Regions from separate parts of the Homo sapiens genome. Here regions 1 and 3 are each linked to region 2. Evidence: chromatin loops called from intact Hi-C (ENCODE). Cell type or tissue: PC-9. All regions are shown on one strand. Each heading gives the region's core, and the rest is flanking DNA. Links, peaks and the distances in the headings are about the cores only.

Region 1 (10,101 bases), core at 2,773-7,772, 99 kb after region 2:
TCTTTATTTTTTAGATATTGTTAACGGTACTATGGGCAGTATCCTTGAACATCTCTCTTTGTATAAATGTGAAAGACATTCATAGACATGGGACTAAAGGAGGTGCCCATAGTCAACCATGCTAGGCATTGACAAATGGCTTCCTAAAGGGGTAATACCTGTGTACATTGCCACTAGCAATTTGTACACTTTCTTGATTCCTTTCACTCTTGTCAAAACTTACTCTTTTTTAAATTTAAAATTATTGGCCAGGCCATGGTGGTTCATGACTGTAATCTCCCAGCACTTTGGGAGGCTGAGGCAGGTGGATCACCTGAAATCAGGAGTTTGAGACCAGCCTGGCCAAACATGGTGAAACCCTGTCTCTACTAAAAGTAGAAAAATTAACTGGGCATGGTGGTGGGTGCTTGTAATACCAGATACTCGGGAGGCTGAGGCAGGAGAATCGTTTGAACCTGGGAGGTGGAGGCTGTGGTAAGCCAAGATCACACCATTGCACTCCAACACAGGGGACAGAGTGAGACTCTGTCTCAAAAATAAAATAAAATAAAATAATTGTCAATATTGTTGGTTATGAAATGCTATCTCATTATTGTTTAAAGAGGCATTTCCCTTGATAACTAGTGAGGTTGAATTTTGTTTTCCAGATGTGCATGAGCCATTGGTTTTTTTCTGTTATGCATTTTCTATTCATATACTTTGACCACATGATATGTGCCTGGTCATAACCCATCAAACTCTTCTTTCTCTCAGATACTTCACTTTATGGAAATCTTTTTCACGTTTATCCCTCAAACCCAGAATTTTGAGTGTCATACCTGTTCTAACATAAATTTGAGGAAAATGAAGGCTAATTCAGAATAAAGAACTATATAAGCAGATGGACAGTGTGTTCTCCTCTAAATAGGGGTGCTAGGATAAGAGGCGGTAGGATAAATGCACAGCCTCAAAATCCACCACCCACTAAAGACCTCACAGTACATGATGACATTAGCATGCTGTGCCAGCATTTCTACCTACCACGATGACCTGGAATGAAGGACAAAAGGGGCAATTGTTAAGTCCTGTGCGTAAACTTTGGAAGAGAACATACCTTGCTTTAAACCATTAAGGGGGCAGGCAATAGATTCCTGTACAGGGTGGCTTAGCCAAAAGTGGCTGGTCTTGTTCTCATTTATATGGTTTATAATGATTCTAAATCATTCTCGGAGAAAAACAGACTCATTTCATCTCCCTTTAATTAGGATTTCTGTTACTGCAATATTTTAGTGGCATTTATGTCAAATGTTTTCTTTTGAGAACTTCTCCCTTTTACTGTCTTTTTTCTTTTATTTTAAACTTTTATTTTAGGTTAGGGGGTACATGTGAAAATTGGTTACATAGGTAAACTCATGTCAAGAGGGTTTGTTGTACGGATGATTCATCACCCAGGGATTAAGCTCAGTACTCAATAGTTATCTTTTCTGCTCCTCTCCCTCCTCCTACTTTCCACCCTCAAGTAGACCCCAGAGTCTGTTGTTTTCTTCTTTGTGTTCATAAGTTCTCATAATTTAGCTCCCACTTATATGTGAGAACACGCAGTATATGATTTTCTGTTCCTGCGTTAGTTTGCTGATGATAATAGCCTCCAGCTCCATCCATGTTCCTGCAAAAGCCATGATCTTGTTCCTTTTAATTTACTTTTTGCTATTCTGATTAGAGAGTGGCCATGCTCCATGCTCCATATGGATATTCTTTGGAAACAAAGCATTTTTGAAATGGTAGGATTGGGGCTAGTAAAAGAGAACAGAAAGAATTGTGAACAGGGTCTCCTCCAGTACAGATGGTTAAAGAACACAAATAGGGAAGTGTGATGAGTGACCTCCATTTAATTGGGCGCCCAAGCTCTTGGCTGCTCCAGCATGGGTTGCCATCCTGACTGATCCCTTGGCTCAGAAACAGATATGGTGCTATCAGGAAAGCAAGGCCAATATCTGAATATTGCAGCAGAGACTGCTCCCATTTCAGAAAGCAACCCAGATTAAAGTTGATGATTCAGTTTCAATAAATGCTTCCTTTTTTATAAAAGGCATTTAACATCACTCTTTCCCCTGGTAATATGGAATTAGCTTTTGGGATCAACTGGAAAATGTCAGAGGGCGATTGTAAAAGGCCACCTGCTAACCACAGGAAGCTGGGCTGATACAGAATGCCAGGTTAACTTAAGGTCGATAATGGTTACTTCCTTGTCACTTTTTACATGCATCCTTGCTCTGCAGTGGGGGTCATAAGAAGTAAGATGCATGCAAGGTGAATTTCTAGAAGTCAGCTTCTCTGAGAAGTATTCTCTGACCATACATTCCTACTAGTCCCCACATACGCTGCTGATCTCCCCATCTTCACCCCCATTGTTGAAATTGCTCCCTCATTGTAACTGTTCACTCATCTGTCTCCACCATAAAGCTTAGGCTCCTAGAAAGTCAGGACCAGAGCTAGTACAGTGCCCCATGTTCTTATGGAATGATTTTAGTGCCTTGAGTTTGGTGTGGTGACCAGAGCTGGTGGCCAACTGTCGTGAGGCCCCAGTCCTTCTTTTTGTCATGCTTTCCCTCCCAGCCCCTCCTTGACCACTCTTTCACCTCCATCTTTCTACTTATATAGAGACAAATAATAAGATGCTTGTACAAAGGGTGTACTTGTATTATCCCATTTGTGTTGATATTCCACAACAGCAAATTAGGTTTTTTTGTTTGTTTGTTTTTTGATGGAGTCTTGCTCTGTTGCCCAGGCTGGAGTGCAATGCGTGATCTCGGCTCACTGCAACCTCTGCCTCCCGGGTTCAAGTGATTCTCCTGCCTCAGCCTCCCGAGTAGCTAGGACTACAGGCACCCACCACCAAGCCCGGCTAATTTTTGTATTTTTAGTACTGACGGGGTTTCACCATATTGGCCAGGCTGGTCTTGAACTCCTGACCTCAGGTGATCTGCCCGCCTCGGCCTCCCAAAGTGCTGGGATTACACGTGTGAGCCACTGTGCCTGGCCTGATAAGGTTTAAAGATTAAATACCATGTCGTTAAATTTGCAAATCTCTCGAATAGGAAAATCAGGAACAATGACAACATTCGGAGCTTCCCAGAAGGTAACAACTATGGGGAGTTTTGTGGGCATCTGAGAGAAGCACACACACAGATGGTTTGCCTTTCATTGGTCCATTCTTGCCCAGAAGGCGACACTAACTGAAACAAAGAAGCCTCATATGAGAAGGACATGGGGTCACAGCAGCTTTTGGGGTGGCCCTGGGTCCTTGATCTGGTCTTTCTCTGGCTCATTTTGTATTGCTCACTTTGTTACTTCACAATCCAGGGCTTGTGACATTTTTCTTCTCTGGAGTGGAAATGACAGAGCTGCAGAACACAAGTTTCTGATTGGTTCCTATGAGTCAGGAAAGAGGGCCAGTTGAAACTGGGCTCACACACACACACACACACAAACTAGGCTCACATGTGTTTTCCCATCAGCTAAACAAGTTTTCAGAAGTACAGAAATAACTCGTTGGGGAAGGGGACCCAGGACAATGACAATGTTTTTGATGGTAATGTCTGCAGAAGTAAGGCAGGTTTCCTCTGTGCCTGAAAAGATGGCACCATTTGAGGAGATGGCATACTCGTGGTGGAATCTTCATTAAGATGTCAAACTAAGCTGTAGGAAATCAACTCTAGAAAACAGCTCTAATGTGAGAAAACATATATCCAGTTTTATAGAGCAAGAGCTGTGATCATGGTGACATTTAACAACTGTATTAGTTGGCCAAGAGGGTAAAAATATACTTGACCTCTTAGAGCACCATAAATACTCTCAGCTTGTGGGCCAACTGTGTCATGGTCTTTTTTCTAGCCCCTCCTCTTTCTCCCTTCCTTCTTGTCTCTCTCCTCCTCTCTCTTCCCTCCCCTTTCTCCTTTCTGACCCTCTTTTCTCTTCTCTATCTTCTCGAACCTTCCCTTCCTCCTCTCCTTTAGGTGCTCAGCACCTCTTTGATTCAATAAACATTTACGGAGCTCCTTCTTGTGCCAACGACTGTACACAGAGCTGGGATGTCAAGATGAATCAGTTACATTTCCTGCCCAATGCCAAGGGATGGCTTGATGGGTTTTGACCAGCCCCTCCCTGGACTCCCAATTTCTTTTTTTTTTTTTTCTTTTTTTTTTTTAGACGGAGTCTTGCTCTGTTGCCAGGCTGGAGTGCAGTGGCACGATCTCGGCTCACTGCAGTCTCTGTCTCCCTCCCAACTTCAAGCGATTCTCCTGCTCAGCCTCTCGAGTATCTGGGATTGCAGGCATGCGCCACCACACCCAGCTAATTTTTTTGTATTTTTAGTAGAGACAGGGTTTCACCATGTTGGCCAGGGTGGTCTGGATCTCCTGACCTCGTGATCCACCCGCCTTGGCTTCCCAAAGTGCTGGGAATACAGTCATGAGCCACCGCGCCCGGTGCCCTGGACTCCCAATTTCTACCTCCTGGAACGTGCTTTACTCACCAGCCTTGGTGTTATTCTGCAATATGGCCAACTGGGATTTTTTTCAATCTTACAGAAATTATTCTCGGAAATGTTTGCTATTTTTTTTTAATGAAGCTACAGCATACAATTTAAGGATAAATAATGTACTTACTCTGCAGCTATTGTTTCAAGTCAAATCCGCTGATTACTCCTCCAAAATTCTTTTCTTAATAAAATCTCTGACCCTTTCCTCTTCCTGTTAGAACTTCTGGAGCTACCATTGTTCCTCCTCTTGGGCTGCTCATAACCTAGGGGAGTCACAGTGAAATTACTTGCTTTAAAATTCTTTAATCACTCTGCGAGTTGTTAGGAAAAGCTGACACATCTGATTTGGAAACTCCCACTCCAGTGGACTGTTGTGCCTCAGCACACAGGGACGGGTGGAGCAAAGGAACAAGAAGCCAAAAACTCTCAGGGCACTTACTATGATTGTGTAAAAGAGAGACTCATCAATTAACACAGGTACTGGCAAGTGCACTTCATAATGCCTCCATTTCTAGACAGATCAAAAACAGTGTGCCCTGTCAATAAATGCTGAGTTTCTGTAGCAGCCTGATTGAGATCAGCTAACCTTTAGGCCAAAAGCGGGATTCTTCCTTGCTGAAGCTTTTGGCAAAGCATATTGAGCTTCATGCCAGGGATTAGATTAACTCTTGCAAAACTGGTTCACCAGGAACAATGACTCAGTGTTTTTTTTTTAGTATCCGGCATATTGTGTGGAGCAGCTATAAATATATTTACAAGCTGGAGTTTCAAGGGAGGGGAGTAATAGCTTGCTGAAAAACATGCCAACTGAGTTATGGGTCTTCACGCAGCCAGCATGCTGTGTTTTGGGCTCTGCCTCTTGTAATTTTTAGAAATTAATTAGTTTATTCTTTATTTATATTTATTTATTTATTTATTTTCAGATGGGATCTTACTCTGTTGCCCAGGCTGGAGTGCAGTGGTGCGATCTCGGCTCTCTGCAACCTCCGCCTCCCAGGTTCAAGTGATTCTCCTGCCTCGGCCTCCTGAGTAGCTGGGATTTCAGGTATGCCTCACCATGCCTGGCTGATTTTTGTATTTTTAGTAGAGGCAGGGTTTCACCATGTTGGTCAGGCTGGACTTGAACTCCTGACCTCAAGTGATCCACCTAAGGGTACTGGGATTACAGGCATGAACCACTGCACCCGGCCTGTTGGTTGTAATTTTATTTTCCTCCTCAAGGACTTTGAGCACATTATCTTCTCTTTAATAACTTGTTTCCACCCTCCTTTGTGCACGCGCGCACGCGTGTGTGTGTGTGTGTGTGTGTGTGTGTGTGTGTGTGTGTATTTTCTGATCTCCCTACGGGGGCAGAGAGTCTCAAGCAGGTATGTCCATGTTATTAACATACTGTCTGCTTATTAACTAACTGCACCAATGATGAAAGCCAACTGACAAACAAGTGATGCTCTTATCCCTCCTTCGCAAGCAATGAATCTGAAAGCCAAGAGAAGTTTTCCTTTCAACAGGAAGTGTTTTGGAGTCCGAACAACTCTGCATTTAGACAGTGCAGCTTTTAGTTACAGATCTTGGCAATGGGGCAGGCAGAGGGAGCGGCAACTACAGACTTTGCCGTAGGACTGTTTTCTATGGAGTGTGTGTGCTCTGACGAGCTAGTGACAGGAGGGAGGTTACAAAAGCATTTACTGAAATAAGGATTTCTAATAGAGGAGCTTTTTAAAAGTATTAAATATGCTAATGTGCCTAGGGCATAGTCAACAAAGAGTTATAATACATGTCATTTTTCATATTTATCAAGGAAACCATGTCACCCGCAGCCTTTCTCAATTTCTGGCATTCTGAGAAACACACTGTAGTGGTGCCTGAGGGTCTGGGGAAAGAAGAATAGAATGAATGGGGCATCTCAGAATCGTAAACTCCCCCAGTTGTAGTTCCTTTCGATGTTGGTCGTTGGATGAATTTCCAGTTTCTACTATTGTGGTTGGATTGGGGAGAGTAGCTCAAATTGGGAATTGCTTTTTGAGGATCTAGGGCTTCTGGAATTCTCCCAGTTTCTTTTTACCTCTTTATGCTATCTTGTCTACTTTGAAAAATCAGTAGCATCCATTTGATTGCAGAGCTGAATCTTTCTATACAGTGAGGAGTTGTAATCACATTACTTATAACCTGCTTATTTAACTTTTTAAAGGTGCAAGTCATTGTAACCTAAGTATTTACTCACACTGATCCTTAATATACTCCCCTTTCTTATCTGCAAGCTTCTTTCTCTGGTTTCTCCTAACTCTGTTACTGCTCATGAGTTTAAAACTTTGTCTTCTCAGTTCCTGGCTTCACCTGTTTGGTCTCTGCTCTCCAGGACTCTGCCTTGGAAATCTGACTCACACTTCTATATGTCCCTGGGGCTCAACTTCGGGCCTGGCGCCAGAATCACCCAGGCTCCAAGCAAGCCTTGTAGACTCCACTCAGTCCTTTGACTCAAGGAAATCTCCACTTCTAAATGGCTCTCCGGTTGATTCTGATGCCAGTCCAGGGTTGAGAACCACCGCTTTAGCTTCTAGACACACAGCCCCCTCCCCTTTTTCCTGGAGCCCCTCTTGGGTCATGATTCTATTTTCCCTATTTCTGTACTCAGAAGGGATAAAAATGGAAGTGTATGTGAAGTTGCTACTACGTCCCAGGTGCTTTAAATATGTTATTTTATTCAATCTTCACAACAGTCTTATGCAGTCTCTATTTTTATTTTAAGAATGAGGAAAACAATACTTGGGTGCAGTGGCTTATGTTTGTAATCCCAGCACTTTGGGAGGCCAAGGTGGGTAGATCACTTGAGCCCAGGAGTTCAAGACCAGCCTGGGCAACATGGCATAACCCTGTCTCTACCAACAATACGAAAATTAGCCAGTCTCATAACCTGGTCTATAAATAAATAAATAGATAAAAATTTAAAAATAAAATAATTTAAAAAGAAAAGAATGAGGAAAACAAGATTCAGAGAGCCTTGGTCATCTTCCCAAAGGTGCACAATTAAGAAATGGCTAAGCAGGGGTTCTGACTCAGATCTGTCAGCATCTACAGCTTTGCTATTTAAAAGAGCGTGGTCCGTGGACTAGCAGAATCAGTGTCACCTGGGATCTTGGTAGAAACACAAATACTTGAGTGCCATCTCAGACGTACTGAATCAGTTTCTTCAGGGGTAGGGTCCAGGAATATGCATTTTATGAAGGCCTCTAAATGTTTCTCAAAGTTTAAGAAGCATGGGGAACTATATCTTTTCCTACTATATAGTCTTATCTCTTTCCTTGTTTCTTTACTCCAAAGTATTGCCTTATTTCTTTCCCAGAAACCTCACTATCAGCTCACTGTGCAGCCTTACTCATATCTTCCTCAACCAGCAGTTTTATTACACACACCCTTCTCATTTCCTCACATTGCTCATGGTATCTGACTGAGTACAGGGATCCAACCTGGCTTTGGGTTTTGCACTGTCTTGCCTCAGTCTCTTAATTTCTTCCTATGTACATTTTAAGATATTGAAGACACTAACTTCCAAACCTCTTCTCTAAATCTGACAGTGAAGCAGTGTGTGTGTGTGTGTGTGTGTGTGCATGCCAGTGCATACACCACACATACAAGCACATACACAGAGTTAAGTTTGGTCACATTTACTTCATTAATTGATATATACCACAACTGAGAAAAACTTACTGGCATTCTGCTCCAAGCTTGAATTCCCAGACGAAAAACAAACAAGCAAACAAACAACTCCTCCTTACACAAAAATATCTAGTGGCCTTGGAAAATTCCATTTAACATTAAATTGTGTCTCTTCAAAGTGAAGCAGGGTGGGCAGATTTTTGAACATGAATCTACTGATAACACAACACCTCTTCAAAACTAGAATCTCATTCAGGGTTAAATGATGTCCAAGTCAAACCTGAGATGCTAGCATGATGCCCCATCCTCAGTCAGAGGTTTCAGGGTGGCAAACAACTTTTGCTCACTCTCCTCTGCCTCTCTCTATATTTGCAGAAAGTCCAGCTTTCACTGCAAAAGTTCGATAACTCTGTAAAACAGTTTGATCCTAACTTCAAAAGAATTTTTATGCTATTTGGAATACATAAAAAATGAATTTATTCCAATACTTTAGCCCCATAAATAATGCATAATGATTGGTGAAAGATTAGCATTTTGGAGTTCAAGTACTTAAAGCTTTCTTGGATGGATAATGCATCACCCTTAACTAGCATAAGGGGAAATAGAAGGTTGACAAGGAAAACTTAATTTAGGGTTCTTTATTTATTTTTCTCTAGTTATGTTTACCTTCCCAGGTTGTTTTATTAATGCCACTTTTCACAAGGATATTTCATGAATAAATATCAGGTTGTATCTCTGGCCATCTGTGATGATCACGTTTTTATTTTTAATGAGTTGCTCATGGATTATATCCTAACTGGAATTGCAGTCAGTATATTGAGATGCATTGACTCCATTTCTGTCTTTCATTCTTCTTTCTCAATGTATTCTCACTGGATTAGCACTCTTAGCCCTGAGGACTCTTGGGCCAGTTTTATTACTAAAAGAAGAATTACAGTTTTGCTACACAGTGACCTTGCAAGAAGTATCAGCACAGCTCAATTTCAAATTCTCCTCAAATATCAAATATGTTCTTGGTATATTTTGCTTAGCAGTTTATTGCCTTCTCATCTCCACTGTTTTTCCTGAGTAACAGCTCAGAAATCTATAAATAAAACTTAATAATGGGGAGTGACTCAAAAGTCTGGTTATTTTTATTAGTAAACTATTTTAGGGGTGAACACTTCACATTTTACATTCTCATGCTCCACAGTGCTGAAAATAGTCTGAATTTTTTTTGTGTGTTAGGTTGATGAGAATATTTTTGAGATGACTAGCAGAAAACAGAATCATTAAAACAGTGCTATCAGTTTTCATGTTGAATAACTTTACAGGAAATGATAGCATCTTTTTTTCTTTTTTTGAGACGGAGTTTCGCTCTTGTTGCTCAGGATGAAGTGCAATGGCGCGATCTCGGCTCACCGCAACCTCCGCCTCCTGGGTTCAAGCGATTCTTCTGCTTCAGCCTCCCGAGTAGCTGGGATTACAGGCATGCGCCACCATGCCTGGCTAATTTTGTACTTTTAGTGGAGATGGGGTTTCTCCATCTTGGTCAGGCTGGTCTCTAATTCCCGACCTCAGGTGATCCACCCGCCTCAGTCTCCCAAAGTGCTGGGATTACAGGCGTGAGCCACTGTGCTCAGCCGATAGCATCTTAACAATAAACATGCAAAGATTTGTAAATGTTGGCAAACAGCAAGAAAAACATATTTAGAAAATTGTGCTATGCTTTAATGTCCTGTCTGTACGATAATTTACTTAGCTCCCTACCTTCCCCCCAGCCCACCAGAATGTTTAAACTGAAATTTAAAGCACAGTTGATCTTGGCTTGGATAGGCAGCCTGCATATTAACTGAGGATTTAGTTAGTATCCAGGAGCAGATCTACTTCTCAAAGTGAGATTCACATAGCCCCCTTGGAAGCTTTCAAATAGATTGACTAGCCTTTTA
Region 2 (10,101 bases), core at 3,444-8,443:
TACTAAAAATACAAAAAAATTAGCTGGGCATGGTGGCAGGCGCCTGTAGTCCCAGCTACTTGGGAGGCTGAGGCAGGAGAATGGCGTGAACCCGGGAGCTGGAGGTTGCAGTGAGCTGACATCGTGCCACTGTGCTCCAGCCTGGGCTACAGAGTGAGACTCCATCTCAAAAAAAAAAAAAAAAAAAAAAAATATATATATATATATATATAGATAGATAGATAGATAGATAGACAGATATAGATATAGATAAAGTTCCTAGTGGATGCTCAGTAATGGTAGCTATCAAATTTTTACTTGGTCTGAGAATAATTACTCTGATTACTCTGTAGCTATGAATGAAAACTATCTTTCTTATGATGTATAAAGAAAATATCATTACTACATCACTGTGTCAATAAAGCTTAGTGTTCATGAATGTCAGCCCATAGCTTAAGTATGTAAGAAATATTGCCTTCCTTTATTCCTTTTTTCCTTCCTACCTTCCCCTCTATTTTTTTCTTTCTATTTAATTTTGACTCCAATATAGACTGTTGGGAGTTTCAATCTCAATGATTCTTGGGATTCCCCACCTTCTTCAGTTTTACACCAAGGGTGCAGAATCTTTAACTGAGGCACTAGGCAAATCCTGCTACTCACTGGTCTCTGTCTACATCAAGTCCTGCTGAGATGCCTACCATGCCTAGAACTCCTTCCGACGTTTTCCACAATTGGACACCAGGGATCTTTGGTCAATCTAGGAATACTAGGTCTAAGTCTAGTGTCTTAGGAAACCACATGGAAATACGGAAGGAAGAAGGACAGAAGGAAGAAAGGGTGGAAGAAAGGAAGGAAAGAAAAAAGCCACTGGCTCAGGGTCAACTGGGTTTGTTTATTAGGCAATAGATTAACAGGTGAAGAAAGCCATGTAGTCTAGGTAGAAATGAAAACCTCTGGAGGAAAAAATAGAGTGGAAAAGAGCAGAAGGAAAAAGGCCATGGAAAAGCCTAAAGCCCAAACTATTGTAGAGATTTTTCATTTGCAATTTGCAAGTTTTCTTCTGGTAGAAGAGACATGCAATGTATAAAGGGTATTTCCAGTTGACTCAGAGAAAGAGAACTCATGGGTCATGTGAAGCAGGAAGAACATAATAAATGACTTCATGGTTTGGTCTTACTCTAACTTGATTACTTGACTTCATCTTGTTTCTTCACCTGTAAAATGTAGAAGTTCTAAACACAAACTCTTAAAAATATATTTGAATTCTAAAATTCTCTAAATCATGTGAATTGAGAAAGATAATTTTATAGGATGGGCTTTGCTATGGTTTTCAGAGTCATGACTATGAAAGAAAAATGAAGTCAGAGGCAAAATAATCTCTTCTTCTTCCCAGGTGCCATTCCTCTTTGACTGCATCTCTGTTACAGCAGGTATAACTTTCAGTTCTGATTTATGGCCTTTTACTGGCAAGTCTTATCTTCTTGTTTACTACCAGTTTAAATTCTTTAAGGAACTAATTCAGCTACCCAGACCTATCTTCCTTCTCTTTTCCCTCCCTGCTCATACATATTCTCCTTGAACCTAGTAAGCACAAACAATTTTTTCATAAGCAAATGGAAATGACCAGCTTTAAAAACTCAATAATTTCCTCTGAAGGTTACTCGTTGACTTCTCTTGGAAAGTTGTTTCTGTGGCTTACATCCTGACAAACTGAAACTGCTTTTGTCCTAACATATTTATTATTAAATTTTCACCACTGTGCTTAATGCTTTACAGTAATTTTCTCTTTTAATCTCACAACAACCCTGAAGAGCAGATCTGAATGCCATTTTGAAGACAGGAAAACAAAGGCCCACAGAGGTTATAGGATTTGCTAAAGATCATTCAGCTACTAAGGAGCAGAAGCAGGACATGATTCCAAGTCTTTCAGATTCCAAAGCCCACCTCCATATAGTAGAGGTGCGTTCTCAATTCTCTAAATACAGCTAATAGTAACTACTTCACAATTGGAAAGGCCAACTGATTTGTGGATATGCATAGAATAATAATAACGGTAAATTTGGAAACAAAACGACCTCTCCCCAAATCACTCTGAACAGAGTCTGATTTTTAGCAGCTATTTTGTGATATAACATACAGCATTGAAGTCTAGCCTTGAGTTTGTAATCATGGTGCTTACACAGGGTCATCAGGAGTTTGCAAACACAGTTACTCTGCTCTTAAGCAACAGAAGTTTTCAGTGAGAGAAAAAGGAAAACATTTTAAATATAAACATTTTGGAAAGAAACTGATGACCCATCCCATTAGAACGATTCAGACGGGAAATAATAGCCCTTTACTTTCAGCTTATTCTGAATAAGCAAGTATTTTCAGTGTGCATTCCATAATGACTCCCAATTCTCAGAACACTGAAAAACCTTTCAACAAACTCCAGAGGAAAATAAAGTCTGCTGTTGGTGAGACAGGGAACAAGATACCATCATCGCACAGTGACTGCCCAACTCTACAATAAACACATCAGGGAATATCTCCTGTATGTGTATGACACATTCTTAATCCACAATAAATATGTATTTGAACAGTAGATGTATTTTTCTTTCTAAAGAACAATTTTCTGTAGATATTTATGTCTGATTAAACATCAGAACAGAATCTACTTGCCTGTTCTCAGAAGTCCCTGTTTTACCTTAAGTATCCCTTTTTCATAATCTGGTTCAGTAACAGCTTTTTTGATTGAAAACTTCTTTTGGTTTGACAGTTTTTTTAATGTATGACATAAAAGTTTTAATTTAATATGCCAACTCATCTACTCTTTCCTCATTTATACTTTTTTTTTTCCCTCCAGTGGCACGATCTCAGCTCACTGCAACCTCTGCCTCCTGGGTTCAAGAGATTCTCCTGCTTCAGCCTCCCGAGTAGCTGGGATTACAGGCGCCCGTCATCATGCTCGGCTAATTTTTGTGTTATTAGTAGAGACGAGGTTTCACCATGTTGGCCAGGCTGGTCTCAAACTCTTGACCTCAGGTGATCCACCCGCCTCGACCTCCCAAAGTGCTGGGATTACAGGCATAAGCTACCACACCTGGCCTATACCTTTAAAAAATAAATAAATAAATAACTAGGCCGGCCAGGTGCAGTGGCTCACGTCTGTAATCCCAGCACTTTGGAGGCCAAGGCGTGTGGATCACGAGGTCAGGAGTTTGAGACCAGCCTGGCCAACATGGCGAAATCCCATCTCTACTAATAACACAAAAATTAGCTGAGCATGGTGGCGGGTGCCTGTAATCCCAGCTACATGGGAGGCTGAGGCAGGAGAATCTCTTGAACCCGGGAGGCAGAGGTTGCAGTGAGCCGGGATTGCGCCACTGCACTCCGTCCTGGGTGAAAAGAGCGAGACTCTGTCTCAAAAAAAAAACAAAAAACAAAAAAAAAAAACCAAACTGGACTGGGTGTGGTGGCTTTAACTGGACTGGGTGTGGTGGCTTACACCTGTAATCCCAACACTTCGGGAGGCTAAGGCAGGTGGACTGCTTGAGCTCAGCAGTTTGAGAGCAGCCTGGGCAATATAGCAAGACCCTGTCTCTACTAAAATCAAAAACAAATTAGCTGGGTTTGGTGGCACATGCCTGTAGTTCCAGATACTTATGAGGCTGAGGCAGGAGGATCACTTGAGCCCAGGAGATTGTGGCTGCAGTGAGCTATGATAACACACCCTGGCAACTGTTTGCTGCTACTGCTTATCTCACACAGGTGAGGAAAATGACCTCTCTGCGTGTCATTTCTGGCTCTATTACTCAAACTCTCTGACTCTAGCAATTATGGAGAATAAACAAAATTTTGGAGGAGAAAACATTAATTATTCACTTTTTGGTGAAATATGTCGATTTTTTGGTATATGTATGATTTTTAGTCTTTACATAGAATTTTCTCTATTGGATTTTATATTTTAGTAAATGAAAGAAAAATCTCATTTAAAAATGTGTGTCCTATATTCCTATTACCATGAGTTTCTACAAATTATAATAAAATCTTTTTACTGGAAAATATCTACAAAATAGCAAATTGATAAAGGAATGAGGAATATTTCAAGCTACTTCCAAGGATGATTGAAGTTTGACAAATTCAACTCCCAGAATCCATCATTTTTGAGGCTGATGGTTGTTTGTGTGTGGGTGGGTATGCACACATGTGTGTTTATGTGTGCAGAGATGATACTAAAAACCACAGATGACAAATTGGTGATTATTCTCACAGATATGTTTTGACCTCCTAGCATAGTATGTTGCAAAATCAAATTTATTGCAAACATTTATAAATCAGCAAACAACAAGAAAGCAGAATTCTGTAATCTCTTAGAAATGAGAAAATGTGGCAAAATGGGACCCTTAAACTCTCAATGCAAAGATTGGCTGGAGTTACGGAGAGACTGCAGAAGTAACCAGTGTTCATGATTTCCAATTATCTCATTCATCCTCATTGCTATGCATTACCTACCTGGCCCCTGTAGATATTTGAGTTTGAGGCCCTTGCTTTGAAGAAAACTCTGTGGGATTTCTTTCTAAAGTGGTCGATGACTCACTGATTTTATGGATAGTGACTCACAGTAGAGACATATTGGAGGTGTCTCAGGCCAGCTCACCAGCCAGGTGTAAAAGAAGGCTGCCTGTTAAGGAGCTCTAATAGCCCCACCCCTTCAGGCTCATGTGGATGAAGAGTCATATTGGAAGAGGCAAGAACAGCTTCACAAATCCTGAGGGAATGTGCCAAACTTCCATCCTCCTTGGAAGCAGCTTGAAATTGTACAACTGTCTTAACTTTCACTCATCAATGTACTGTTTTGTTATTTGACAATAAATGGGTTTTATTATAATTTCTAGAAACTCACTGAAGGTAGGCACAAAAAGGACATAGATTTTTAAATTAGGTTTCCATTCATTTATACAAAATCCATGGCCTGGATTGAGAACACAGCCTTTGCTTTCTTTCCTATTCTTACTTCTGGGAGGGAAGTTTCTGACTGTGAATATTGTCCTCAGAGGACTCTCATTTATTAATACAAAGGCATGTGTATATGTAAAAGTGTATGTAAACCAGCAGGCTTGGCTTGGCTTTCATGGAGCAAAACTAAGAGGTCTGGCAATTGTCCTGGTAATCACCTTGATAAAAACAGCAGATCTATTTCTGTTCCATGATGGATATTCTGGCTTTAAATTAGTTCAATTATTATGGTGCCTGAATTAATTAACCAGGTAATTCTGCAACTGGGAAAAGTCTCCTTCGAGATGGAGTGGGTATCTCCTGCTTATGCCTCTATTGCTATGTAGCTTTTAAGTGGATTAATTTTAGAAAGTTCAGCTCACAAAGTTCCTTTTCCCTTACTGACAGCCCTGTAAACTTGACTTTAGATCTGTAACGGATGTCACTACTTCAAAGAACTGTAATCCTGTGTTTGATACACTCCTCCTGCCCCCAGGACATTATCTGTGCGAGAGAAGGGAAGCCAGGAACCCAGAAATGGTCTGCAGGGAGGTGAACTGGAATGGCAATACATGGTACACGGAAGAGCTTTGCCTCTGACGATGACCCTCAGCTTTCCTGCTGCTCTCTTCCTAGGTTTTGTTTCTAAGTATCTGGGCTTTGAAGAATGGGGGTGGAGGGATTCAAAGAAGACTTTTAGGAGGAGCCAGTCCCACTAGCAGATATTGTTGCTCTAACTCTGCCTAAGGAGCAATTTCTGGCCCTGAGTCATGATCCCAAACAGGAAGTGCTTCTGAGTTCCTCCAAACAAGGTATGTGGATGAGGGGGTGGAGTTTAGTACACAAATACCTAGCTGCCAGCCTTTCATGTTTACCAGGGATCAAGAATAGGTCATTTAAGGTCAAAGATATATCCTTTCTTGTCACTCCAAAGAATAAATAGTGTTGTCTTACACTCTAGGTGAAATGCTGACTTGAACTCCAGAGATATATTTGCTTTGGAGTTTTTCTTTCTTTTTTTTTTTTGAGACTGAGTCTCGCTCTGTCGCCCAGGGTGGAGTGCAGTGGCGCGATCTCAGCTCACTGCAAGCTCTGCCTCCAGGGTTCACACCTTTCTCCTGCCTCAGCCTCCCGAGTAGCTGGGATTACAGGCACCCGCCACCACGTCCGGCTAATTTTTTTTTGTATTATTAGTAGAGACGGGGTTTTACTGTGTTAGCCAGGATGGTCTCGATCTCCTGACCTTGTGATCCACCAAACCTCGGCCGCCCAAAGTGCTGTGATTACAGGCGTGAGCCACCGCACCCAGCCGGAGGAGTTTTTCTTTAATGCTACCCAAACGCACTCTATAACTGTTATGGGCTTCAAAGAATTACATGAATAAAGTGGCTTAAATTTAACTTGTGTTCATGTTTGATCAGTTTTCTAGAGGAAAGTTTAAAGCCAAAACACTGGGGAATTGTGGGGGCAGGAGAGGGTAAAACAACTTGTTTCTTTCTGAGGTGCAACTAATATTTGAGTATAAATTGGTGTTTGAGTAGAATTGTAGAAAAACAAAATACAGGGTTGAAAGATGTTTAAGAGGTCCTGTCCAACTCTCTTCCTGAGGATGCATGAATCACCAGCCCACTCCGATTCATTCTCTCTGAAATGCTTCATCTTTTTTTTTTTTGTTTTTCAGGTTTTTGCTACTTCAGGAAACCATAGTTGTTGGCTGATTTAGAAAAATTACAGCAGCATTATACAATAAGAGCTATTTCTGCCCTCTTGTCACTAAAGTATAACAATATTGCGTCCGGAATTGGTGGGTTCTTGGTCTCACTGACTTCAAGAATGAAGCCGCGGACCCTTGCGGTGAGTGTTACAGTTCTTAAAAGCGGCACGTCCGGAGTTTGTTCCTTCTGATGTTCGGATGTGTTCGGAGTTTCTTCCTTCTGGTGGGGTTCGTGGTCTCGCTGGCTCAGGAGTGAAGCTGTGGACTTTCGCCCTGAGTGTTACAGCTCTTAAGGCGGCGCGTCTGGAGTTGTTCGTTCCTCCCGGTGGGTTCATGGTCTCGCTGGCTTCAGGAGTGAAGCTGCAGACCTTCCTGGTGAGTGTTACAGCTCATAAAGGCAGTGTGGATCCAACGAGTGAGCAGCAGCAAGATTTATTGCAAAGAGCAAAAGAACAAAGCTTCCACCTTGTGGAAGGGGACCCGAGTGGGTTGCCACGTTGGCTGGGCGGCCTGCTTTTATTCTTTTATCTGCCCCCACCCACACCCTGCTGATTGGTCCATTTTACAGAGAGCCAAGTGGTCTGTTTTGACAGGGTGCTGATTGGTGCGTTTACAATCCCTGAGCTAGACACAAAGGTTCTCCACGTCCCAGCTAGATTAGCTAGATGCAGAGTGTCCACACAAAGGTTCTCCAAGTCCCCACCAGAGTAGCTAGATACAGAGTGTCGATTGGTGCATTCACAAACCCTGAGCTAGACACAGGGTGCTGATTGGTGTGTTTACAAACCTTGAGCTAGATACAGAGTGCCGACTGGTGTATTTACAATCCCTTAGCTAGACATAAAGTTTCTCCAAGTGCCCACCAGAGTCAGGAGCCCAGCTGGTTTCACCCAGTGGATCCCGCACCAGGGCTGCAGGTGGAGCTGCCTGCCAGTCCCGCGCCCTGCGCCCGCACTCCTCAGCCCTTGGGTGGTCGATGGGACTGGGCGCCGTGGAGCAGGGGGCGGCACTCATCAGGGAGGCTCAGGCTGCACAGGAGCCCATGGAGTAGGGGGCGGGGAAGGCTCAGGCATGGCGGGCTGCAGGTCCCGAGCCCTGCCCCTCGGGGAGGCAGCTAAGGCCCGGGGAGAAGTTGAGCACAGCAGCTGCTGGCCCAGGTGCTAAGCCCCTCACTGCCCGGGGCCAGCGGGGCCGGCTGGCCACTCCCAGTGTGGGGCCTGCCGAGCCCACGCCCACCCGGAACTCGCGCTGGCCCGCAAGTTCCACGCACAGCCCCAGTTCCCGCCCGCGCCTTTCCCTCCACACCTCCCGGCAAGCTGAGGGAGCCGGCTCCGGCCTTGGCCAGCCCAGAAAGGGGCTCCCACAGTGCAGTGGTGGGCTGAAGGGCTCTTCCAGCGTGGCAGAGTGGGCACTGAGGCCAAAGAGGCGCCAAGAGCGAGGGAGGGCTGCGAGGGCTGCCAGCACGCTGTCACTTCGTAGTATCTAGTATGTAATAGACCTTACACTGTAAGAAAACTCTGTTCTTAGCTGAGTAAGGAAATTCCGAAAACAAGGCCTCTACCTGTGATTTTTGAACTGGGAACCGTCAGGTCAGTTTCCTGCATATCTAGGAATACAAATAATGTTGCCTTGGGGAATAGACTTGGAAACACAGGAAAACACTTTCTGTACATTATCATTTCCATTAATTTGAGCAAGTGTTGATCAGAATAAATTATTTATGTGAGCACTGGGAGCTGCCTCCCTATGCGCAAGGCAATCTGTTAAAGATTTGCTATCATGCTAGTGAATGGGGGGAATGGAGTAGTACATTTTATGAGTCATAAATGGAGCATTAGTCCTCATGTTTGCATTTGGAAGTGAACTCTTGGTGAAATGTACTGTAAAACAAAACAGAGCATGGAAAACCAGATTCACTAATGGCATAAATCAAAATAATGGAAAAAAGAAACCTCTGGTAATATGCCAAATATGATAATCACACTGCAGATTAGCCATGATCATTAAGGCAGAGAGGGATTTGAACTGTGGAAGGATCGGCTGACCCATGTTTTCATTTGATTTCTAACAGAATGTGTCTCTTTGCCATAGCTTTTCAGAGAGGGCATGTGAACGTCAGTAGAGAAGAGCATGAACAGAGTTCATGTGGTTTTCCTACATTTATTAGAGTCATTGCATTTTGCTATAGTGTCTACAGGCAAGGTATAGCTTCCAGGGATAACCAGGTAGTTCCCCTACAGCAAATAAGTGACAGTAAGAACAATTAGAACAATTTTTAGTCTAACTGTTTCACAGACATTATTGTATTTAACGCATGCAGTAAACCTGTGAGGCAGGTGCACTATCATTAACCCCATTCTACATTTGGAGAAACTGAGGCACAGTAAAGGTAAGTGCCGCGCTCAAGGTCACACAGCTAGCAAGTAGAAGAGTCAAGAATCAAACCCAGGCAATAAAGTTCTAGGCATTATACTCTAAATCATTGAGCTAAACAATTTTGAAAGATTTTGTTTTGCATTTTACAAAGTTATCTAAAATTCACCTGCATTGGATTTCTTAGGGGTGCTTCTTAAAATGAAATTTCGCAGCCCAGTACATCAGATAACACAGTCTCTGGAAGCTGGGCATAGTTGGAAGATTAACAGCTCTCTTGTATAGCAAAGTTTGAGAATCTCTGTTCTAGTGAGTGTGGGAGGGAGATAGAAATTCTTTTTGGTTTTCTGGGCCCAAAAGATGCCTTGCAAAACTCTCTGAATTTTATATGTAAGTTTATGTCATCTGCAAATAGAGATAGTTTTACTTTCTTTCCAATCTGAATGCTTTTTATTTCTTTTTCTTGCCTAACTGCCCTGGCTCGACCATCCAGTACCTTGTAGAAATGATGAGAGTGAACAACCTTGTCTTGTTACCGGCTCTCCAGATTTTGAAGGGAAAACTTAAATGGGTTTTTCTTAATATATTGAGAATTCACTGTTGAAGATCATAGCTTGGTGTCTGCCATTCCTAACCTGGATTCCATCAGAAGATGCCTACACACCAGAAATACCAAATATCCTTCTAATTCATTCACAGACAGGAAGTATGGTCTTCCCAAAAGGACACCTGGCAGGAAAGCCAGGCATACATAGATTCTTATAGAGCACTAATGAATGTGAATGAAAGTCATCAGCTCTTGCCCTCCAAATTCAGCGTAAGGACTAGGTATGTAAATGATCTCTCCCAGTGAAGATTTGTTGAAGTTAAATAATGAACATTTTCAAATTATACATGTATAAGTCCCATAGAATTGGTGCTAAGCCAGCATGTCTGGGGGCTATGCATTTTTAAAAGTCCTGGGCATTATAATCCACTCCCTAGTTGATATAGATTGTATATCTGTCCCTATCTGAATCTCAAATCGAAATGTAATCGCCAGCGTTGGAGGTGGGGCC
Region 3 (10,101 bases), core at 3,173-8,172, 63 kb after region 2:
AAGAAAAGAGGTTGATTTGGCTCACAATTCTGCTTGCTGGAAGATTGGGCATTTGGTAAAAGCCTTAGGCTGCTTCTATTCATGGCAGAAGAGTAAGCGGAGCCTTCATGTGTGGAAATCATAGGGCAAGGGAGGCAGCAAGGGAGGTGTGGAGAGGTGCCAGGCTCTTTTTAACAACCACTTCTCATGGGAACTAATACAGTGAGAACTCACTGACTCTTTCTACAGGGAGGGCATTAATTTATTCGTGAATGATTCTCCCCCATGACCAAAATACCTCTCATTAGGCCCCACCTCCAACATTGGGATAAAATTTCAACATGAGGTTTGAAGGGGGGACAAACATCCAAACTATAGCATTCTGCTTTGGCCCCCTAAAACTTATGTCCTTCTCACATTCAAATACAATCATTTCTTCCTAATAGTCCCTAAAAGTCTTAACTTGTTCCAGCATAAACTCAAAAGTCCAAAGTCCAAAGTATCACCTGCGACTCAAGGCAACTTCTTTACAGCTGTGAGCTTGCAAAAATAAAAAATGAATTATATTCTTCCATGATACAATGGTTGTACAGGCATTGAGTAAACATTCCCATTTCCCTAAGGGAGAAACTGGCCAAAAGAAAGTGGTAACAGGTCCCATCCAAGTCTGAAACCCAGTGCGGCAGACATTCTTTTTTTTGAGGCAGAGTCTCGCTCCGTCACCCAGGCTGGAGTGCAGTGGTGCGATCTCGGCTCACTGCAAGCTCTGCCTCCTGGGATCACGCCATTCTCCTGCCTCAGCCTCCTGAGTAGCTGGGACTACAGGCAGCTGCCACCATGCCTGGCTAATTTTTTGTATTTTTAGTAGAGACGGGGTTTCACTGTGTTAGCCAGGATGGTCTTGATCTCCTGACCTCGTGATCCGCCTGCCTCAGCCTCCCAAAGTGCTGGGATTACAGACGTGAGCCACCGCGCCTGGCCAGACATTAATTCTTAAAACTCCAAAATAATTTCCTTTGATTCCATATACCACATCCTGGGCATAGTAGTGTGAGGGGTGGGTCCTAAGGCCTTAGGCAGCCCCACTCTTTGGCTTTGCTGGGTGCAGCCCACGTGACTGCTCTCACAGATTGAAGCCCAATGCCTGTGCCTTTTTCAGGCTGCAGTTGTATGTTGCTGGTGGCTCTATAATTCTGGGGTCTGGAGGGTGGTAGCCCTGCTCCCACACCTCCAATAGATAATGCCCAAGTAGAGGCTGTGTGTGGTTGATCTGACCCTATGGCAGACTTCTGCCTGCCTTCCCAGGTGTTCCAATAAATCCTCTGAAATCTAGGTGGAAGCTGCCAAGCCTCCAACATTCTTGCATTATGGGCACCTGCAGATTTCACACCATGAAGCCACCAAGGCTTACCACTTACACCCACCTAAGCAGTGGCTCAAACAGTACCTGGGGCCATTGGAGCCATGGATGGAGCCAGAGTGGCCAGGATGCAGACAGCAGCATCCTGAGGCAGCACAGGGCAGTGGTACCCCAGGCTTGTCCTGCAAAATTATTTTGTCCTCCTAGGCCTCTAGGCTTGTGATGGGAGGAGCAGCCTCAAAGGTTTCTGAAATGCCTTTGGGGCCTTTTTTTTCCAAAGTCTTGGCTATTAGAACCTAGCTCCCACTTAGTCATGCTAATATCTCTCTAGCAAGTGTTTGGCTGCATCCTTGAATTCCTCTCCTGAAAACACTCTTTCTTCATCTACCACAGGGCCAGGCTGTAAATCTTCCAAATTTTTATGCTTTACTTGGTTTTTAGTTACAATTTACAACTTTAGGTCACTCATTTGCTGCCATATCTAGTTTACAATCATATTTACAATTAAAAGCAGTGTAAACCAAAAAGTATCTGAGACAGGTCTCAATCAATGTAAGGGTTTATTTTGCGATGGTTAAGGACCATGGCCCATGACACAGCCTCAGGAAGTCCTGAGAACATGTGCCCAAGGTAGTTTTGTGTAGCTTGGTTTTATACATTTTAGGGAGACAGAAGTTACAGACAAAAACATAAATCAATACATGCAAGGTATACATTGGTTTGGCCCAGAAAGGCAAGACATCTACAAGTGGGGGCTTCCAGGTCATAGGTATATTCAAAAATTTCCTGATTGGCAATGGTTGAATGAGTTAAGCTCTGCCTGAACAGTTGAAGTCAGCTTGAGTTAAGATAAAGAGGTTGGCTGGGCACTGTGGCTCATGCCTGTAATCCTAGCACTTTTAGGAGGCTGAGGTGGTCAGATTGCCACCTGGGCAATCTGTTTGAGATCAGCCTGGGCAACATGATGAGACCCTGTCTTTCCAAAAAATAAAAAAATTAGATGGGCATGGTGGAGCACACCTGTAGTCCTTGCTACTCGAGAGACTGGGGCAGGAGGATTACTTGAGCCCAGGAGGCAGAGGTTGCAGTGAGCTGAGATTGCACCATTGCATTCCAGCCTGGGTGACAGAGCCAGACCCTGTCTGAAAAAAAAAAAAAAAAAAGTGAAAGTCAAGGTTCTTGTCATGTGGATGAAGCCTCCAGGTAGCAGGCTTCAGAGTGAATAGATGATGAATGTCTCTTATTAGAACTTAAAAGGTGTCAGACTCTCTGGAAAAAACTTGGTAAGGGAGAGATTCTCTACAGAACACTAACTTCCTCCACAAGAGACAACATTGCAGGGCCTTTTCAAAATGTCAAATAAATATATTTTGGGATAAAATACTTGTATTGTATTGTATTGTATTGTATTGTATTGTATTGTATTGTATTGTATCGTATTTTTGAGACAGAGCCTTGCTCTGTCATCCAGGCTGGAGTGCAGTGGCACGATCTCGGCTCACTGTAACCTCCGTCTCCCCAGCTCAAGCGATTCTCCTGCATCAGCCTCCTATGTAGCTGGGATTACAGGTGTCCACCACCATGCCTGGCTAATTTTTTTGTATTTTTAGTAGAGATGGGGTTTCACCATGTTGGCCAGGCTGGTCTTGAACTCTTGACCTCAAGTGATCTGCCTGCCTTGGCCTCCCAAAGTGCTGGGATTACTGGGATTACAGGCATGAGCCACCACACCTGGACAATAAAATACTTTTATTTCCTTTAGGTCTTGCTATGTCATGTGATGCTATATCAGAGTCGGGTTCAAATTTGGTATCTTATTGCTACAAAGAGTCTGTCTTGTCAGTCATATGATCTCTGTTTTAATGTTAATGCTGGTCATTTGTGTCTAAACTCCAAAGGGGGAGGGTGTAATAAGGCATGTTGGGTACCCTCTCATCTTGCTATGGCATGAGCTAGTTTTTCAGGTTTCTTTGGGATCTCCTTGACCAAGGGGTCCATTCAGTTGATTGGGGGAGTTTGAATTTTAATTTTGATTTCCAGCAGCCACGCCACTTCTTGAATGCTGTGTTGCTTAGAAATTTCTTCTGCTGCTGGGCATGGTGACTCATGCCTGTGAGAGGCAGGCACTTTGGAAGGCTGAGGTGGGCAGATCAATTGGGCTCAGGAGTTTGAGACCAGCCTGGGCAACATGGCAAAACCCCATCTCTACAAAAAATACAAAAAAAAAACAACAACAAAAAAACAAATCAGCCAGGTGTGGTGGCATGTGCTTGTAGTCCCAGTTACTCGGGAGGCTGAGGTGGGAGAATGACCTCAGCCTAGGAGATGGAGGTTTCAATGATCCTAGATCGTGCCACTGCATTCCAGCCTGAGTGACAGAGCAAGATCCTGTCTCAAAAACAAAACAAAACAAAACAAAATTTCCGCCAGATATCCTAGGTCATCACTCTTAACTGCAGCCTTCCACAAATCCATAGGGCATGGACACAACACAGCCAAGTTTTTTTTTCTAAAGCATAACATGGAACCCTTTGCTCTAGTTCCCAGTAAGTTTCTCATTTCCTTCTGAGACCTGCTCAGCCTTGCCTTTACTATCTATATTTCTATCAGCATTTTGGTCAAAACCACTTAACTAATCTCTAAGAAGTTCCAAACTTTCCCTCATCTGCCTGTCTTCTTCTGAGCCCTCCAGGTTCTTCCAACCTCTGTCCAATGCCCTGTTCCAAAGTTGCTTCCACATTTTCAGTTGTCTTTACAGCAACATTTCACTACTTGGTACCAGTATTCTGACTTTGTCCATTTTGCATTGCTTTAAACGAATACCGGAGGATGGGTCATTTACAAAGAAAGGGGTTTATTTGGCTCACAGTTCTGCAAGCCTGTACAAGAAGCATGGTGCCAGGATTTGCTTTTGGTGAAGGCAAGGAAGCTTCCATTCATGGCAGAAAGTGAAGGGGAGCCTCCATGTGCAGAGATCACATGGCGAGAGAGGAAGAGCGTGAGAGGAGGGGAAGGTACCATGGTCTTTTTAACAGAGGTACAGGCTTTTGAGGGAACTAACAGATTGAGAACTCGCTCACTCCCACCCCTGCCAGGGAGGTCATTAATCTATTCATGAGGGATCCACCCACATAACACACACATCTCACTAGGCCCCACCTCCAACATTGGGATCAAATTTCAACATGAAGTTTGGGAGGGCGAACATCCAAAGTACAGCACCTTGTTTCTTGTTGTTTTCTAATATTTGTTCTTTATCCCAGGAAATGGGGGGTAGGAAGGTGAGTTCTTGGTGTACTCTAAGCAGTCATGCTCAGCCTGTACTATCAAATTTTATTCCATTTATTCTTCTGTTGAGGCTTGCATGACTTCCCTAAGGTACAATGGCAGAGATAGCCACATGGGTAGTAAAATCAGGGGCAGACAGACCAGCTTTCTGCCAGGAATTTACCTCAGGGAAATTCCTCATCTTTGACTTTCCTCGTTCTGACTTTTTTTTCTTTTAATTCCACCTCCTCTCCAAACCTGGCACTATTCCTTTCCGATCTTTATCCTTGTCCTTACTGTTTTGAAGTTGGCTCTTATGCCTGTTTGTCTTTGCAATCTGTCTCTGCGTCGCGTGTTGGTAGTCATTTATTTTTGTCCCTAGTCATGATTCCCAGAACCTTGCTGTGGTCATTTTGATGCCCCACCCTTTGACTATTACAAACCAGGAGAGCTCATGCAAGTGGCCACATGCTGTAGTGGTTAAGAGCACAGGCCCCGTAGCTGAACTTGAAACTCAGCATGACAACATGCTGGCTGTGTGACTAAGGCAAATTAAATGACCACTCTGTGTCCTTATTTTCTTATACATAAAATGGAGCTACAATAGTACCTCCTCATAGGGATGTTGTGAAGCTTCAGTGAGTTAATACAGATATAATGATTAGTTATCTGCCTCCATTAAATCCAATCATCAATACTACCCAGCTTTATTAAAACTTCTGACTTTTGTTTTGGATGTGGCCAGGTCCTGAACTGAATTGTTTTTTCCAGGTCAAATTTAAATCTACCCTCCTTTCCTTTTTCTCAATGCCAAATTGTTCTTCAGTTTCCATCTCTAGCCCCATAATCTTTGATTTCTCTTGCCCACATGGATGGTTACCTTTTCTGAAATGTCATAGCTCTTACAGTGCTAGCCACCTATTTTGATGCCAAATCTTTACACCAACCAGTGTTATCACTTAATCAATTCTTACATCTATGTCTTAACTTCTCCAACCAAACTTAAGACTTGTTGGTGCCAAGAATCAAATCTCATACTTTTGAGTTATTCAAACCATACAGAACAGTAGATACTGAATAAGTATTTGTCTGAATGAATTGTTTGAATAACTTAAAGAGCCTAGAAGCGGCTGGGTGCGATGGCTCATGCCTATAATCCGAGCACTTTGGGAGGCTGAGGCGGGCCGATCACCTGAGGTCAGGAGTTCGAGACCAGCCTGACAAATATGATGAAACCCCGTCTGTACTAAAAATACAAAAATTAGCCGGGCATGGTGGCATGCACCTGTAATCCCAGCTACTCAGGAGGCTGAGACAGGAGAATCTCTTGAACCCAGGAGGTGGAGGTTGCAGTGAGCCAAGATCACACCATTGCACTCCAGCCTGGGCAATAAAAGCAAAACTCCATCTCAAAAAAAAAAAAAGAGCCTAGAAGCTTTCCAGGGTGGTCTTGGGGGTATTGGCTTTAGAAGAGGAAGCTTGATAGATGAAAATTTCCAGATCAACGGCATTTTATGTACTTCTCAGAAACAAGGTATGACTAGACTGAAAGATCTGAAGTCAGGAAGAAACTTCTTGGTATCAGTCTGTGCCCTTAGGAAGAAGTGAGGTCATAAGCTCTATTAGCACACATAGCTGAAAAACTGAAAGAGGATGTAAGAGAAAGGATTGTTAAAAAACAAAAACAAAAAAACACAAAAAACCAAAAATAAAAAATCTGGGTGAGGTATTTGCAATACTAGAGCCAAAGAATTTGACCTAAGAGGCCGGGCGTGGTGGTTCACATCTGTAATCCCAGTACTTTGGGAGGCCGAGGTGGGTGGATCACTTGAGGCCAGAAGTTTGAAACTAACCTGGCCAACTTGTTGAAACCCCATGTCTACTAAATACACACAAAAAAGGGCCCGGCGCGGTGGCTCGTGCCTGTAATTCCAGTACTTTGGGAGGCTGAGGTGGGAGGATCACCTGAGGTCAGGAGATGGAGACCATCCTGGCTAACATGGTGAAACCCCGTCTCTGCTAAAAATACACAAATTAGCCGGGTGTGGTGGCATGTGCCTGAAGTCCCAGCTACTTGGAGGGTGAGGCAGGAGAATCACTTCAACCTAGGAGGTGGAGGTTGCAGTGAGCTGAGGTAGCGCCACTGCACTCCAGCCTGGGCGACAGAGCAAGACTCTGTCTCAAAATAAACAATTAACTGGGTGTGGTGGCACACACCTGTAATCTCAGCTGCTCCTGAGCCTGAGGTGGGAGAATCACTTGAACCCGGGAGGCAGAGGTTGCAGTGAGCTGACATTGTGCCACTGCGCTCCAGCCTAGGGGGGAGAAAAAGAAAAAAAAGAATTCTGATCCAGGCACTGACTCATTGAGCAAGTCATCTTTACTGTTCAGGCCTCAGCTTTCTTCCTTTGTTTTTTTTTGAGACAGAGTCTCATTCTATTGCCCAGGCTGGAGTGCAATGGCATGATTTCAGCTCACTGCAACCTCTGCCGCCCGGGTTCAAGCAATTCTTCTGCCTCAGCCTCCCGAGTAGGTGGGATTACAGGTGCCTGCCACCGCGCCCAGCTAATTTTTGTACTTTTAGTAGAGATGGGGGTTTCACTATCTTGGCCAGGCTGGTCTCGAACTCCTGACCTCATGATCCACCCACCTTGGCCTCCCAAAGTGCTGGGATTACAGATATGAGCCACCGCACCCAGCTAGGCCTCAGTTTTCTAATGTGTAAAATGAAAATATGCACTAGACCTTCACTTGTTTTTTTCTATGTGATAATTTTTTTTAAAAAAAGAAGGTGTCATGTTACATTTTATCTTTATGTTTACATTTCATCTTGTAAGGTTGCCTTTGAGCCTTGACACAGTGATTTTTCTCATTCAACTAGTTTCTCTCCCATCTCAACTAGTGACCTCACCATCCACTAATTGTTTAAGCCAGAAATTGGGAACTTTTCCTTGGTTCCTCTTCCTTGTTTACTTCTTCCATCTACCCCATGAGCAAATCCTATCTGTTCTTCCTTAAATTTAGTTCCCAGATCTATCTCCTGCATCTCAGGTCTATGTACTTCTTCCCATCTCCCCTGCTACTAGTCTGTCCAGAGCTACAACCACTTCCCTTATAGATTATTGGAATAACCTTCTTATTGGTCTTCATATTTTCACTCTGACTCCCCTCTGATCAATTTTCTGCAATGCAGCCAGAATTATCTTTTAAAAATGTAAGTTTGAGCCAGGCACAGTGGCTCACGCCTGTAATCCCAGCACTTTGGGAGGCCAAGGTGGGAGGATCACCTGAGGTCAGGAGTTTGAGATCAGCCTGGCCAACATGGTGAAACTCTGTCTCTACTAAAAATACAAAAATTAGCTGGGCATGGTGGTGGGTGCCTGTAATCCCAGCTACTTGGGAGGCTGAGGCAGAACTGCTTGAACCTGGGAGGCCATATATATATAAAGTTTGATCACACCACTGTCCTGCTTAATCTTTTTTTATTTTTTAACTTTTAAATTTTTTAAGAGAAGGGTCTCTCTGTGTTGCCCAGACTGGTCTCTAATTCGTGGGCTCAAGAGATCCTCTCATCTTAGCCTCCCAAGTAGCTGGGAATACAGGCATGTGCCACCACACCCAGTGACTTTCCTTCCTAAAATGCTTCAATAGTTTCTTTTTCTTTTTCTTTCTTTCTTTTTTTTTTTTTTTTTGAGATGGAGTCTCGTTCTTTCACCCAGGCTGGAGTGCAGTGGCGTGATCTTGGCTCACTGCAACCTCTGCCTCCCGGGTTAAAGTGATTCTTCTGCCTCAGTCTTCCAAGTAGCTGGGACTACAGCATGTGCCACCACACCTCAATAATTTTTTGTATTTTTAGTAGAAATGGGTTTCACCATGTTGGTCAGGCTGGTCTCGAACAGCTGAGCTTGTGATCCACCCGCCTCGGCCTCCCAAAGTGCTGGGATTACAGGTGTGAGCCACTGCACCCAGCCACTTCAATAGTTTCTTTTTGTGCTTAACATAAAGTTTAAATTCATGTCCAGAGCCTATAAGGTGTCATATGACCAGGCCCCTCAAGGTATATCCACTTCACTCAAGCCATGTTTGTCTCATCTTAATTCTTCAAACACCCCACATTCTTTCCTAACTCAAGGTCTTTGAGCTTGCTGCTTCTTCCAGGTGGACTGATCTTAGCCCTTCCCTTTGTTGTTGATTTTTTAACTTTTTTTTTTTTTTTTTTGTGAGAAAGTCTTGCTCTTGTTTTCCAGGCTGGAGTGCAGTGGTGCAATCTCGGCTCACTGCAACCTCCACCTCCTGGGTTCAAGTGAGTCTCCTGACTCAGCGTCCTGAGTAACTGGGATTACAGGCACCTGCCACCACACCCGGCTAATTTTTGTATTTTTAGTAGAAATGGGGTTTTGCCGTGTTGGCCAGGCTGATCTTGAACTCCTGACCTCAGGTGATCCTCCCACCTCGGCCTCCCAAAGTGCTGGGATTACAGGCATGAGCCAGCGCTCCCAGCCTTTTTACCTTTTTTTTTTTTAATTTCAATAGGTTTTTGGGGAACAGGTAGTTTTTGGTTACGTGAAAAGTTCTTTAGTTGTGATTTCTGAGATTTTAGCACACCCATCACCTGAGCAGCGTACACTCTACCCAATGTGTAGCTTTTTATCCTTCACCCCCCCAAGTCTTTCCCTGAGTTCCCAAAGTTCATTGTATCATTCTTATGCCTTTGCATTCTCGTAGCTTAGCTCCCACTTACGAGTGAGAACATACAATATTTGGTTTTCCATTCCTGAGTCTCCAATTCCACCCAGGTTGCTGTGAATGCCATTAATATGTTCCTTTTTATGGCTGAGTAGTATTTCATGATATATATATACACACACACACACACACACACACATATATACACACACACATTTATATGTGTATATATACACATATATATATATGTCACATTTCTTTATCCACTCATTGATTGATGGGCATTTGTAGCCCTGCCCTTTGAATGGCTGACTTCTTCTTATGCTTCAGAATTAATACTTTGTAATTACATTAATATGTTTTTTTTAAAAAAAAACCTTTTACATATATATTGGTCTGTCACAATAATGTATAACAATATTATAGTTTCTGTTTTAATGACTTAACTTTGGCAAACTGGTCAATGATTTCATTAAAACTGATCTTTTTAAAAATAATCAGCTTCAATAGACAGTTTAACCAGATTTGTCAACTTTTTGTTTTTGGCACAGTCTCACTCTGTTGCCCAGGATGGAGTGCAGTGGTGCCATCTTGGCTCACTGCAACCTCTGCCTCCTGGGTTCAAGTGATTCTCATGCCTCAGCCTCCCGAGTAGCTGGGATTAGAGGCACCTGCCACCATGCCCAGCTAAGTTTTGAATTTTTAGTAGAGATAGGGTTTCACCATGTTCGCCAGGCTGGTCTCGAATGCCTGACCTCAAGTGATCTGGCTCCCTCGAACTCCCAGAGTGCTGGGATTACAGGCGTGAG

The links. A loop is a pair of places that touch in the nucleus more often than their neighbours do. Peaks named below come from ENCODE experiments on the same cell type or tissue, not always from the same donor. Only the 100,000 strongest peaks of a DNase experiment are listed, where the experiment ranks them.
Region 1: it touches region 2 in a loop (4-fold over the local background); 12 of 110 quality-filtered maps call a loop at or near these places.
Region 3: it touches region 2 in a loop (9-fold over the local background); 7 of 110 quality-filtered maps call a loop at or near these places.

What each region holds. Positions count from the first base shown.
Region 1 is chr9:72,572,460-72,582,560 of GRCh38, forward strand. TMC1 (transmembrane channel like 1) reads left to right here. Exons shown (of 24, transcript NM_138691.3): 2 at 5,443-5,564. LOC101927191 (a long non-coding RNA gene) reads right to left here and starts at 5,070. Exons shown (of 5, transcript XR_242619.5): 1 at 4,959-5,070; 2 at 4,647-4,782. In PC-9, for the core only: no CTCF peak of the experiment used is centred there; DNase peaks (open chromatin) are centred at 5,162 and 6,902; H3K4me3 peaks cover 2,849 bases; H3K27ac peaks cover 5,000 bases.
Region 2 is chr9:72,472,617-72,482,717 of GRCh38, forward strand. It overlaps LOC105376080 (a long non-coding RNA gene), which reads left to right and starts at 5,452. Exons shown (of 3, transcript XR_929925.3): 1 at 5,452-5,768; 2 at 6,638-6,810. RefSeq lists enhancers at 992-1,091, 4,437-4,731. In PC-9, for the core only: no CTCF peak of the experiment used is centred there; DNase peaks (open chromatin) are centred at 4,585 and 5,755; H3K4me3 peaks cover 1,310 bases; H3K27ac peaks cover 3,514 bases.
Region 3 is chr9:72,535,672-72,545,772 of GRCh38, forward strand. All of the region lies in intron 1 of TMC1 (transmembrane channel like 1), which reads left to right. Among named protein-coding and RNA genes, the nearest start is that of TMC1, 19 kb to the left of the region's middle. In PC-9, for the core only: no CTCF peak of the experiment used is centred there; DNase peaks (open chromatin) are centred at 5,050, 6,930 and 7,460; H3K27ac peaks cover 3,227 bases.